Linked DNA regions of Mus musculus: region 1 is linked to region 2. Evidence: chromatin loops called from intact Hi-C (ENCODE). Cell type or tissue: heart. All regions are shown on one strand. Each heading gives the region's core, and the rest is flanking DNA. Links, peaks and the distances in the headings are about the cores only.

Region 1 (5,379 bases), core at 237-5,236, 51 kb before region 2:
GCACCCAAGTAAAAGCTTAGCGTGGTGGTGTAACAGAGTGCTGGGAGCAATGGAGATGTGGTGCCCTGTCTTGCCTTCAGATTGTCTGATAGAGAAATCTTGATTTCACATTTTAATGCAACCTGTAAAGAGCTTCTCAAGCATTCTGTTTCAGGATTGTGAGCACTAAGTGGCAGTACCATACAAATACCTTTAGAACTTAAAACCTCAAGATGTGTTACAGTGTATATGTACAAAGAGGCTTATCACATTCATATTTCATGATTTCATGAGCTCTATGGAGTCAAAACAGGACCAGTTGATTTTATTCAGACTCTTGACATGGTATCTGATCTTTAGGATAGTAGTTTAGTCCTTGGATTTTAACTTAATATAATCATGGGGACTAACTAGGCTACTCGACTAAGTAAGTATGGTACATTCATGACCACTGGACAGCTTAGTTCCTTTGTAGAGCCTTCTGTTACATGTTGGACTTGGAGATCTTACAGATGGCTCATCTGGTGAAGGTGCTTGCCACCAAGCCTGAGGACATGATTTTTTTGATTCCCAGGACTCAACTTGTTAGATGGAGAATGTACTCCTACAAGTGGTCCTCTGATTCCCACACATGTGCAATGGGTATGTTTGCTCCTGCACATTCTACTCCCCCCGCCCCCGCCCCCAATAAATGTAATTAAAACTTATAGAGGACCTGGCAGTGGTAGTACACTTGGGAGGCAGCATCCTGGTCTACAAAGTGAGTTCCAGGACAGCCGAGACTGAAAACTATACACACATCCCACACTTTGTGTGTGTGTGTGTGTGTGTGTATTTTTTTTTAAAACAAGGTATCCTGTTCTCTCTGTAGACAGCTATGTTCACTGTACATAGCCACATGCAGACACATAGTCATAACATGAAATTTAAAAGTCTAAAAACAGTTTTCAGAGTGGTGTGTGTAAGCACTGATGCCTGTTTTTAAAAAAAAAAAAATCAGTGAACATAGCCTGGCTTGGTGCACTTGGGTTTTGTTAATATAATTTGCCTTGGGTAGTTTTCCATGTTTTCTCCACTAAGACTGCAAAGATTTAAGTCTGTACTTGACTGTCTTAAGCAACTAGTACACTTTTACATTACACCATTATATTTTACATTACAGACACTCAAAAGTATTTCTTCCCTTTATTGGGTTTGAGTCAGGATTTCTCTAGGTAGCCCTGGGTGTCCTAGAACCTGCTCTGTAGACTGGACTAGGCTGGCCACGAACTTATTAGATCAGCCTGCCTCTGCTGGGATTAAAAGTGTGTACCATCATGCTCTGCTCAAATTTATTTCTTGAATAAATGAGTGTTTACAGGTTTTTATCAATAAATTATTTTAAAATAAAAGTTGAATTATCAAGTGTATATCAAACACCAGTATATATAAGACATCCAGAGATAGTCCTAACTGTTTACCCAGGATTCCAAGAAGCAACTAACACCGAAGGGCATAGGGTCCTTTTAAGGGCCAGGCACAGTTGGGCATGTGCTGGTCTGCAAGCTGCCGTTTATCTAAATAGCTGTGCTTCCCAGTAAGTGAGTATCAGGGTACTTTAAAAGTTCTCTTACTGAGTTTTCTTATACAGTTAATGACAATTTTGTATTTACTCTCAAATCTGTAATTTGAGTGTTACTTATTTAAATTTTAATTAAAATAGTTTTATAATTTTCTTTTTTGACATTAGAGGTGGAACCTAGGGCCTTTTGTATACTAACCCTGAACCATAACTCAGCCATTTTAACCTTTGAAATTTATACCATTTACTTCTAGTTTCCATAGTGGGCTACTTTCTTTCTAAAAGGGAAAGCTAGTATCTTGTCGTGTGTTTTTGCCACCTGTCTTTGCCACATGTATCTCAGCAACAGTGTCCTGCTGTTGGCTCAGTCTTTCCTTGCTCAGAGTGGTGTTTTTGCCAGTCTGTCTACCTGCCTGCCTACATGGCTTTATGGATCTTAGTTCTATGGAGGTTCCTATGGACTGGGCAGCAGATCGAGGCTCTCAGTATTTTCAGCATGTAGGCATCTGTAGGCATCTGTAATGTACCTCACTTTCCCACTGTACCACAGACTAGATAAACTGTGTGGGAACATATTGGGTATTGGATTCGATTTTATTAAATTCGGGTTTTCCCAGTTTTCTTTAAGGATGGTATTTCCAGTTTGCCCTTACCTTTCTGTGGGAGTAGGAGTCTTACCCTAGGTTCTGATTCCTACAGGCTGGTTAATCCACGGAAGAAACTGCAGTTGGATCTTATTTTAACCACAAATAAGTCAACTTTGATGGCTTGAGGCAGAGCTATTGGGACAGTTAAGCAGTATCTTTGTCCGGTGAGGAGTAACATGGCCACAAGATTGGCAGATGTCACCTTGTATGATGGTGGTTACCTAGTGTCTTCTGAAAGACTAGAGTACTTGAACCCCCTAGAGACTCTTTGTGTTTCAGATAGAACAGATTGTGATTTGTCCCTTTATAAAATGCCTAGGAAGATCTTTCTGTAGAGATTGGGATAATTATGGCCCTTACTTTGTAGAGGAATTCTTTCGTGGGGAGGGTTAGAGACAGGGTTTCTCTGTGTAGCCCTGGCTGTTCTGGAACTCACTCTGTAGACCAGGTTGGCTTTGAACTCAGAGATCCATCTGCCTTTGTCAATCTAGTGCTGGAATCCAGATATGTGCTACCAGCACCTGACTATAGAGGAATTTTTTTTTTAAAGATTTATTTATTTATTATATGTAAGTACACTGTAGCTGTCTTCAGACACTCCAGAAGAGGGAGTCAGATCTCGTAATGGATGGTTGTGAGCCACCACGTGGTTGCTGGGATTTGAACTCCGGACCTTCGGAAGAGCAGTTGGGTGCTCTTACCTGCTGAGCCATCTCACCAGCCTTATAGAGGAAGTTTTACCTTGGGCTGCAGCTAGGCTAGTGGTGCTGCTGTAACAGACATTAGAAGTTGGGATCTGCTGTACCACTGCCAGCTGCCGAACAACTCACCCTCCCCAAAGAACAACTTCACCTTGAATAAACCAGGGTGAGGTGGATATGGCGACACACACTTTTAATTCCTGTATTCAGGAGGCAAAGGCAGGCTGGTCTATATAGCAAATTTCCAGGCTAGACAGAGCTACATAGTGAAACCCTGTTTCAAAAACAAAAACCCCTCAGAAACAAAATGCTTAAAAAAAAAAAATGCTTGGGAGGCAGAGGCAGAGGCAGGTGAATTTTGAGTTCCAGAACAGCTAGAGCTATACAGAGAAACTCCATCTCAAAGAATAAAAAATAAGTAAGCATCAGGGTGCCAGGTTAAGACCCTGCTTCAGATGAAGGCTTTGAGGGTTCTTCAGGCTTGTACTTACGGGACCTTTTCAGAGAAGATTTGTGGAGGTGGATGTAGCTTTTACTGATTAAAAGCTTCCCCCACTTCCACTTTAACTCCCACCTTTTCTTTTTTGAAGAATTCACATAATAGAAAATTAAAGCATTTTAAAGAGAATGATTTAGTAGCACTTAGTGTATCCACAATATTGCACAACTATCTCCCTACCTAATTTTATATTTTTGTCACCCCAAAAGGAAGCCCTAGAGGTAACACAGTAAAATTTCACTTTCCATACATGGCCCCTGGCAACTCCTAAGCTTCTGTCTCTATGGAATTGCCTAGCGTGGATGGCCCGACATCCACATGGACTCATCTACTGTGTGCATGGCTCTGTGAGAGTAGGCAGGTAGGCAGGGCAACTTTTGGGAGCTGGTTCTCTTCTACCTGGTATGGATGGCTTCCAGAGATTGAACTCATTAGGCTTGGCAGCAAGTTTCTTTAGCCACTGAGCCATCTTGCCAGTGCCTGTCTCTCTGTTTATTGTGTTTTTGTGATTTATTGCCTTCCTTTTCTTTCTCTCCCTTCTTCTTTCCCTCCCTTTCTCCCTCCCTCCCTCCATTCAGAGACAGCACTGTGTAGAACAGGCTGATCTTGAACTCAGATCTGAGCACTGTTTTTAAAGGCATGTGCCACCATATCTGCTCTCCATTTTTTATCATTCATGGCTTAGCATTTGTTTGGTTTGTTTTTTTGAGACAGGGTTTCTCTGTGTACCCTGACCTGAAACTCACAGAGATCCACCCATCTCAGCTTCCAAAGCTCTGGGATTGAAGGGTGCACCACTGCTGTCCAGCTACTTCTTTATTTTTCAATGTTAAGAAAATTAGATGCTTTAATGAGTAAAGCAGTTTGTTGGGGGAGAAGGTAGTAAAGAGGTTGATTTGTGTGCTCTTTCCTAAAATGTAGCTACTATTAACTGTTAGCACAGCCCCAATATGATAGAGCAACCTTTTCTGTTGTTACAGATAGACTTACATGTGTGGGAAACCAGACCAGAAACACTTCTGAGTCAAGGTAACTTCACATATATAATTGTTTTGTGTGTGTGTGTTTGTTTGTTTTGTGAGTGTTTTGATGGGGTGGAGGTTAAGAGGGTCTCACTATGTAGCTCTGCATGTCCTGAAACTCACAGAGATGGGCCTGCCTCAGCCTCCTAAATGCTGGGATTAAAGGTATGCTCTATGTCTCTGTGCTCTGGGAGAGCAATTAGTGCTTTTAACCTTAGAGTCATCTTTCCAGCCCTTAAAAAAAAAGATTTATTTGTTTTTATTTTATGTGTATGGATGTTTCACCCACATGAGTGTATCTGTACACTGCATGCATGTAGTGAGCGCCTTTGGATGCCAGAGGGGCATTGGGTCCTCCTCCTTGGTATTACAGCGCAGCCCAGATCAGCCTTCAAGTCACAGCAGCCTCCTGCCTCAGTCTCTTAGAATGCTGAGATCATAAGTGTAAATCATCAGCATCTACCATTTCTCTATTTAAAATTGTATTTGTGTGTGTGTCCATGCATGCCTATAAAGTGCAGAGATTGATGTCAAGTGCCTTCCTCGATAACCCTTCAGCTTTTTTCTAAGTTTTATTTTTAATTGTATGTACGTATGTATATTTCTATGTATGTATATTTCTGTGTGGGTATTTGCATTTGAGTACAGGTGCCCTGAGAGGCCAGAGGGTTCAGATAGCTTGAACCTGAATTAAACTCAAGTCTTCTACAAGAGTGGTATGTATTCTTAATGTCTGGGAAATCTCCCAGGACCTCCACCTTAGTTTTTTGAAACAGGATCTTTCAAAACTAATTCTAGGGCTCACTGATTCAGTTTCACCTACATCCCAGGCTGAGTGACTGGCAAGTAAGTTTCAGCTATTTGTTTCTGGTTTTCCAGTGCTGGAAATATAGGCAGTCACTATCATGCCCAGTTTTCTACATGGATCTGGATCTGAACTCAGGAGTTCACGCTTGTGTATTAGAAGTGT
Region 2 (5,379 bases), core at 206-5,205:
TCAGAAATGGAGAAGCCACCTGCATAATCTAGGCCTTGCCCCCACTGTGTAAAACAGATTTCCCTAGCAACCACTGGACATCTGCTCTTTTAATTTAAGACTACACAGGTTACTTGGTATGTGACCTTGGACTGCAGACCATAGACTGGGTGCCTTTGCAGAAGAATATGACTGCTCCCACTCTGGATGTCTCTCCAGGTCTGCTGGCCATGTGCCTGCCATTTACCACTAGATACCAATCAAGTGTTATATAATACAATAGCAGCATAGTTACAGCCTTCGGTGGGTGTGGCTGGCGTTCACTCTGGGGAAGAAGTTAGGCTTACAAAACTCATGAGGAAGTTACAAAATTTAAGAAATCCCCGCAAATTCCCACCATCCTCCCTACCCACTATTTTCCGTCCCCACTGCATTGATGTGTTCTTTTTGGAAGGACAGCACACAGGTCTCAGGAGTTCCCACCAGAGAACATCCTGACTGCAGCAGGTATGGGGGGCTGTGGGGAAGCGTGGAGATTGGGCTATACAGGAAGGGCAATAGTGTGAACATCTTAAAACTACAGTGCTGGGAGTCGGGACTGCGAAAACACCTACTGGTGCACTGTGCACACTGGTGGATATCAATGCACGAGCATGTCCACCAGTTCAGCATATCCCTGGCTCAGCTACAAAGTCGGTGGCCTCCCTCTTTCCCTCCTTACAGCTGTGGGTGAGGCACGCTATTTACACAGTCGCTTCTCAACTATCAAGACTTTGTTTTTCTTTTTGAGATAGGGTCTCTAACTATGGTACCCCTGGCTGGCCTCGAATTCCTAGAAATCCGGAGCTCTCATCTCTGGGATTAAAGTAGTGAACCATTGTATCAACCAGCTGTCAGGTTTGTTACTTTCAGGCTCAAGTCCTTGCCAGTTGCCAAAGGGTGTCAGGTCACTGCTGGTGGGCCTGAGAGCCATATGAGCGCTGTCACCCGAGTTCTGCTTCTGAAAGATACCAGGTCCATGCGCTGGACATTAAGAACAACGTGGGAACAGGAGCCTGGCACGAAGCCCACCTTCCCACAAAGCTGGCCCGCGTTGTCCACATGGTCCTGGAGACCTCGCCAGCAAAAAGCAAACTGAGTGTGACGTAGGACAGGAATAAAGATCAGACCGCGAGGCAAGGAGGCAAAAGAAAGAAAGAAAGAAAGAAAGAAAGAAAGAAAGAAAGAAAGAAAGAAAGAAAGAAAGAAAGAAAGAAAGAAAGAAAGAAAAGGGAGAGAATCTGGTGGTTTTCTCTGTTGCTGCTGGGACTGAGCTTTTTGCCCCTCCTCGGTTACTCTTTTTTTTTTCTTTTTTTCTTTTTTTTCTCCCTCACCCTCTGCCCCGCCTCCCCTTCCGCCCCGACTCCTCCACCCTTTGGCCCCGCCCACTCTCCCGATCTTCCCCTTCCCTCCGGCTTAGTCTCCTTAGTTCCGTCCCTTTCCAGCTCTGCCCTCTTGCGACCTGTCCCTCCCACTCTGCCTGCCCCTTCTCCTACCCGTCTGCCCCTCCCCTTTCTCCAACCTTGGCCCCACCCCCCCGTGCTGTCTTCCGCTCCTTGTCCCCATCCCATTCCGCTATGCCCTGTTTCAGTTCCTTTGCCCCGCCTCCTACTCCTGTGTCCCGCCCACTTCCTCTCGGCCCCGCCTCCCCTTTGCCTCGCCCCTCCCTCTTCACGTCTCCCACCCCCCACCCCACCCCCCAGCCTCTGATCCTTGGCCTACAAAGGGTTTTGAAAAACCCGAAGTTTGCGTGCACGCCTGTGTAGGTGCGGCTGCGCCGCTCTCCCCACGTGCCCTGCAGCGCATGCGTGCGGGCTGCGCTTGCGCACTGACAGCCGCGGCGCAGCGGGGCTTGGTGGTGCCGGTCTCTGGACCGAGCGGCCATGGGGTGGCGGGCGGCTGGGTCGCTGAGAGCCAGGTAGCAGTAGGGCAGCAGGGACCGCCTGCTCGGCCCAGCATGTAGACGTCCACGCGGGCGCGCGGCAGCCGACGGTGAGTGCGGGGCCTGGGGTCGCCCTCTGCCCGGCGTCACTGGCCGGGACCCGTGAAGACAGGGTCACGGCGCCGGCCCTGCCCACCTGCCCGAGGCCGGGCGCTGGTGGCTCTGACGCGCCTCCCTGCGTCCGAACGTGGGTTGCAGCCAGGATGACGCGTGGTCTCGGGGAAGGAGCCTAAGGGACAGGTCTGAAGATCTGGTCCGGCCTTGGGTTTAGGGGGACGAGTCAGAGGTTCGGGTCCCGGGAGAAGCCATGTAGGCCGCCGTTCTGTTCTAAGCCAGTTCAGCGCGCAGCACCGCAGCCGAATCGGCTCCATTGGTCTTCCAGTGGGGCCTTAGCAAGCGCCAGAGACCTTGGCATGTGGGCAAAGTAGTCAGACGAGCGTTTTGTAAGCAATCGAGGTGTGAAACTCTCCAAAACCCCATCGTAAACTTGGTATCCAGTACTTGCCAGGAGCTTCCAAAGTCCTGAAGAGTCCATGGAGATGTTCCTAGAGGCTGCTGCCTCTCAGGATGTCACACTCACAGGCCGCTTGTCTTGGCCTCTGGCAGGTTTCTTCGTTATGGGAACAGGGCGTGCCCAGCGCAGTCCCAGGATCTGCCTTTGCTTGGCCAAGATCCGGCGTCTCTTTCCAGCTCTCCCAAGCAATGGGCTTTCTCCTGGCATTGATTCTGAATAGCGACTTGTTTTTCCTTTCTTGTTTGGGAAACTCTCTGTTTTGGTTCAAAACTTATTCGTTTGGCTTGCCTCTTGAGAAGAGTGTTATTCAAACTTATATTCATTGGTTTCATGTATCACTGTCAGTTTCCACGGGCCGGAAAGCTGGCATCCTCGCCTTGGTAATTAAAAGCACGGCACCTTCCCTCTGAACGTATTTGTCCTCAGCAGTGACTTCACTGTGACTTACACTGCCCATCTTGGGCTCTGGGACAGCCACGGGTGCCAATATACAGTATGACCAGGTAGCTTCTTCATTTGGAGGTGGCATCTCAGAATGCTTCTGCATTTTCTTCTTTGTAGATTTATTTATTAAAAACGATGCAGTTTTATTCATTTTTTTTCTTTTTCATCTTGTTTGAAGTGCTACAGGTCCAGCCCAGATCCTCACACAAGTGCTGTCCCACTGAGCCACAATCCATCCCCCACCCCTCCTTTTGGGTAGAAGTGGCTAACAGATAAAACAGCAGTACTTAAATGAATAGTTTAGCTCTCTAGGCATCACTTGGAGATGGAGAGAAGCAAGTGGTGGTTTTTTCCTTTTTTTTTTAATGGGAGTGGACACTTGCTACTCTACTGCTCATGAATGGAAGGAAGAGCTTCCAAGTGTTGGTTTTCTCCTCCTGCTCCATGGGCTCCATGGATCAAACCCAAGACATCAGGCTTGGCAGTAAGTGCCTTTGTCTACTGAGCCATGTCTCTGATCCTTCCTTTGTTTTTAGACATAACTTTATGTATGCCAAGCTGATTTCTAATTCCCTGTGTAGCCAAGGGTGACTCTGAACTTCTTGTCCTGTATGTTCCTCTGCATGTTGGGATTACAGGCATGAACCAAACCATATCCAGTTGGGCTTTTTCTTGTTTTAATGTGATGTTGGGATGAAGCCCAGGGCTTTGTGTGTGCAAGCACTGTACCAACTGAGCTCTTTTTCAAGCCTTGGGTGGTTTCACTCTTTTTTTTTCTTTCTTTCTTTCTTTTTTTTCCAGGGTGGAGGATGGAGTTCAAGACAGTGTTTCTCTGTCCTGGAACTCACTCTGTAGACCAGGCTGCCCTTGAACTCAGAGATCCCCTGCCTCTGACTCCTGAGTGCTGGGATTAAAGACGTCCGGGCACCACCACCCAAAGTCCTACTCTTAATGCTTTTTTTTTTTTTTTAAAGATTTATTTATTTATTTTATATGTATGATGCACCAGAAGAGGGCATCAGATCTCATTACAGATGGTTGTGAGCCACCATGTGGCTGCTGGGAATTGAACTCAGGACCTCTGGAAGAGCAGTCAGTGCTGTTAACCACTGAGCCATCTCTCCAGCCCCCACTCTAAGATTTACTTTATTTTGGATTTATGTGTATGCATGTGTGTTTGCGTGTGGTTATTATGTGCACACGAGTATGTGTGCCTTGGAGGCAGGAAGAGGGTGTCAGATCCCTTAGAGTTGGAGTTACAGATGGTTGAAAGCTGCCGGATGTGGGTGCTGGGAAGGAAGCTCAAGTTCTCTGGGAGCAGCAAGAGCCTTGTAACTGCTGAGGCTTCGCCCTCTCAGGTGTTGGGAATGGATTCATCTCCATCTTTACCTTGAATCTGTCTGTTTTCTGGTGTCGCAGCAAGAGGGAGATCCGTGCAAAATGCTCAGCACGCGGAGGAGGAGCCTTGGGAGGACAAGAGGGGTGGGCTTTGATCTCAGGCTCTGCTTTCTAGGACTTGTGAGATCTGTTTACAGTTACCACATGGCTCCTGCCCTCCTGAAGGCAGAGGTGTCGCTTTCAACCCCAGGAAACCATCCTACTTGTTTGTGATAGTTGCTTAGCTTATCATTGTCCTCTATTCTGATCCATGGCACCTGTCCTCCCAGGGCTACTGCATTGGGAACAAGTTCGTGAAAACAAATGATCGGGTTAAGGCAGAGACGGTACTAGCAATGTACGCCAGTGCTGTCCACGGTGCAGTGGAAAGGGCAGCAGCGCCTGACCACTTAGCCTTCTAGACCAGAGTGCCTCTCTTGGGTCTGTGAAACTATTCCACCACTAGATGGGTTCTGTGATCCCGTTCCTTAGAACTTTCCAGAAACAGCACACTTCTCTGACCTGTCTGCTAGCTTGGGTATCATTTATTTGTAGAAATGAGGTAGGTATTAGGTAATCACTAAACCTGGACTCTGTGGCTCACAGTAGTGATACCATCATGTTTGATACAGCAACACGTTGTCTCATAAAACAAATGAACAAGAACTGGAAACTTTTCCAACTTGGTATTAACTAATGAAGTTAAACATTTACCTGTTGCTTTCACTAATTTTCCTTCTTTTTATTTTTTTTCTCTCCATTTCTTCCTTCATTCCCTCTATTTTCAAAGACTCAGACTTTTGTCACACAGATTGCAGTCTTCCTCCTGCGTGCTGAGTGCTTGGGTCACGGGTACGCACCAACACACCTGGCTTCGCTTTTCATTTACCGCTTCTACATATATTTGAAGTTCACATGGAATTGAACGTTTGTATTACGTTTCTTGGGCTGACTCTCTGTGTGTTCATGCCTGCCTTTGGTTCCTGTTGTACATGAGCTTATTGACATTTTGATATCTTTCTTGCTACTCCATGATGGTGACTCAGTTCCTTTTCCAAGCCAGCCAAGCTACTCAACAATGAAA

The links. Hi-C counts contacts between places; a loop is a spot of excess contacts. Peaks named below come from ENCODE experiments on the same cell type or tissue, not always from the same donor. Only the 100,000 strongest peaks of a DNase experiment are listed, where the experiment ranks them.
Region 1: it touches region 2 in a loop (3-fold over the local background); 6 of 42 quality-filtered maps call a loop at or near these places.

Annotation. Positions count from the first base shown.
Region 1 is chr4:155,511,264-155,516,642 of GRCm38, forward strand. Gnb1 (guanine nucleotide binding protein (G protein), beta 1) reads left to right here. Exons shown (of 12, transcript NM_001160016.1): 2 at 4,368-4,416. Among named protein-coding and RNA genes, the nearest start is that of Gnb1, 23 kb to the left of the region's middle. In heart, for the core only: a CTCF peak has its summit at 2,869; no DNase peak of the experiment used is centred there.
Region 2 is chr4:155,561,970-155,567,348 of GRCm38, forward strand. It overlaps Nadk (NAD kinase), which reads left to right and starts at 1,846. Exons shown (of 12, transcript NM_001159637.1): 1 at 1,846-2,010. In heart, for the core only: a CTCF peak has its summit at 2,132; DNase peaks (open chromatin) are centred at 212, 1,002, 1,682, 1,812 and 1 weaker place; H3K4me3 peaks cover 2,646 bases; H3K27ac peaks cover 2,686 bases.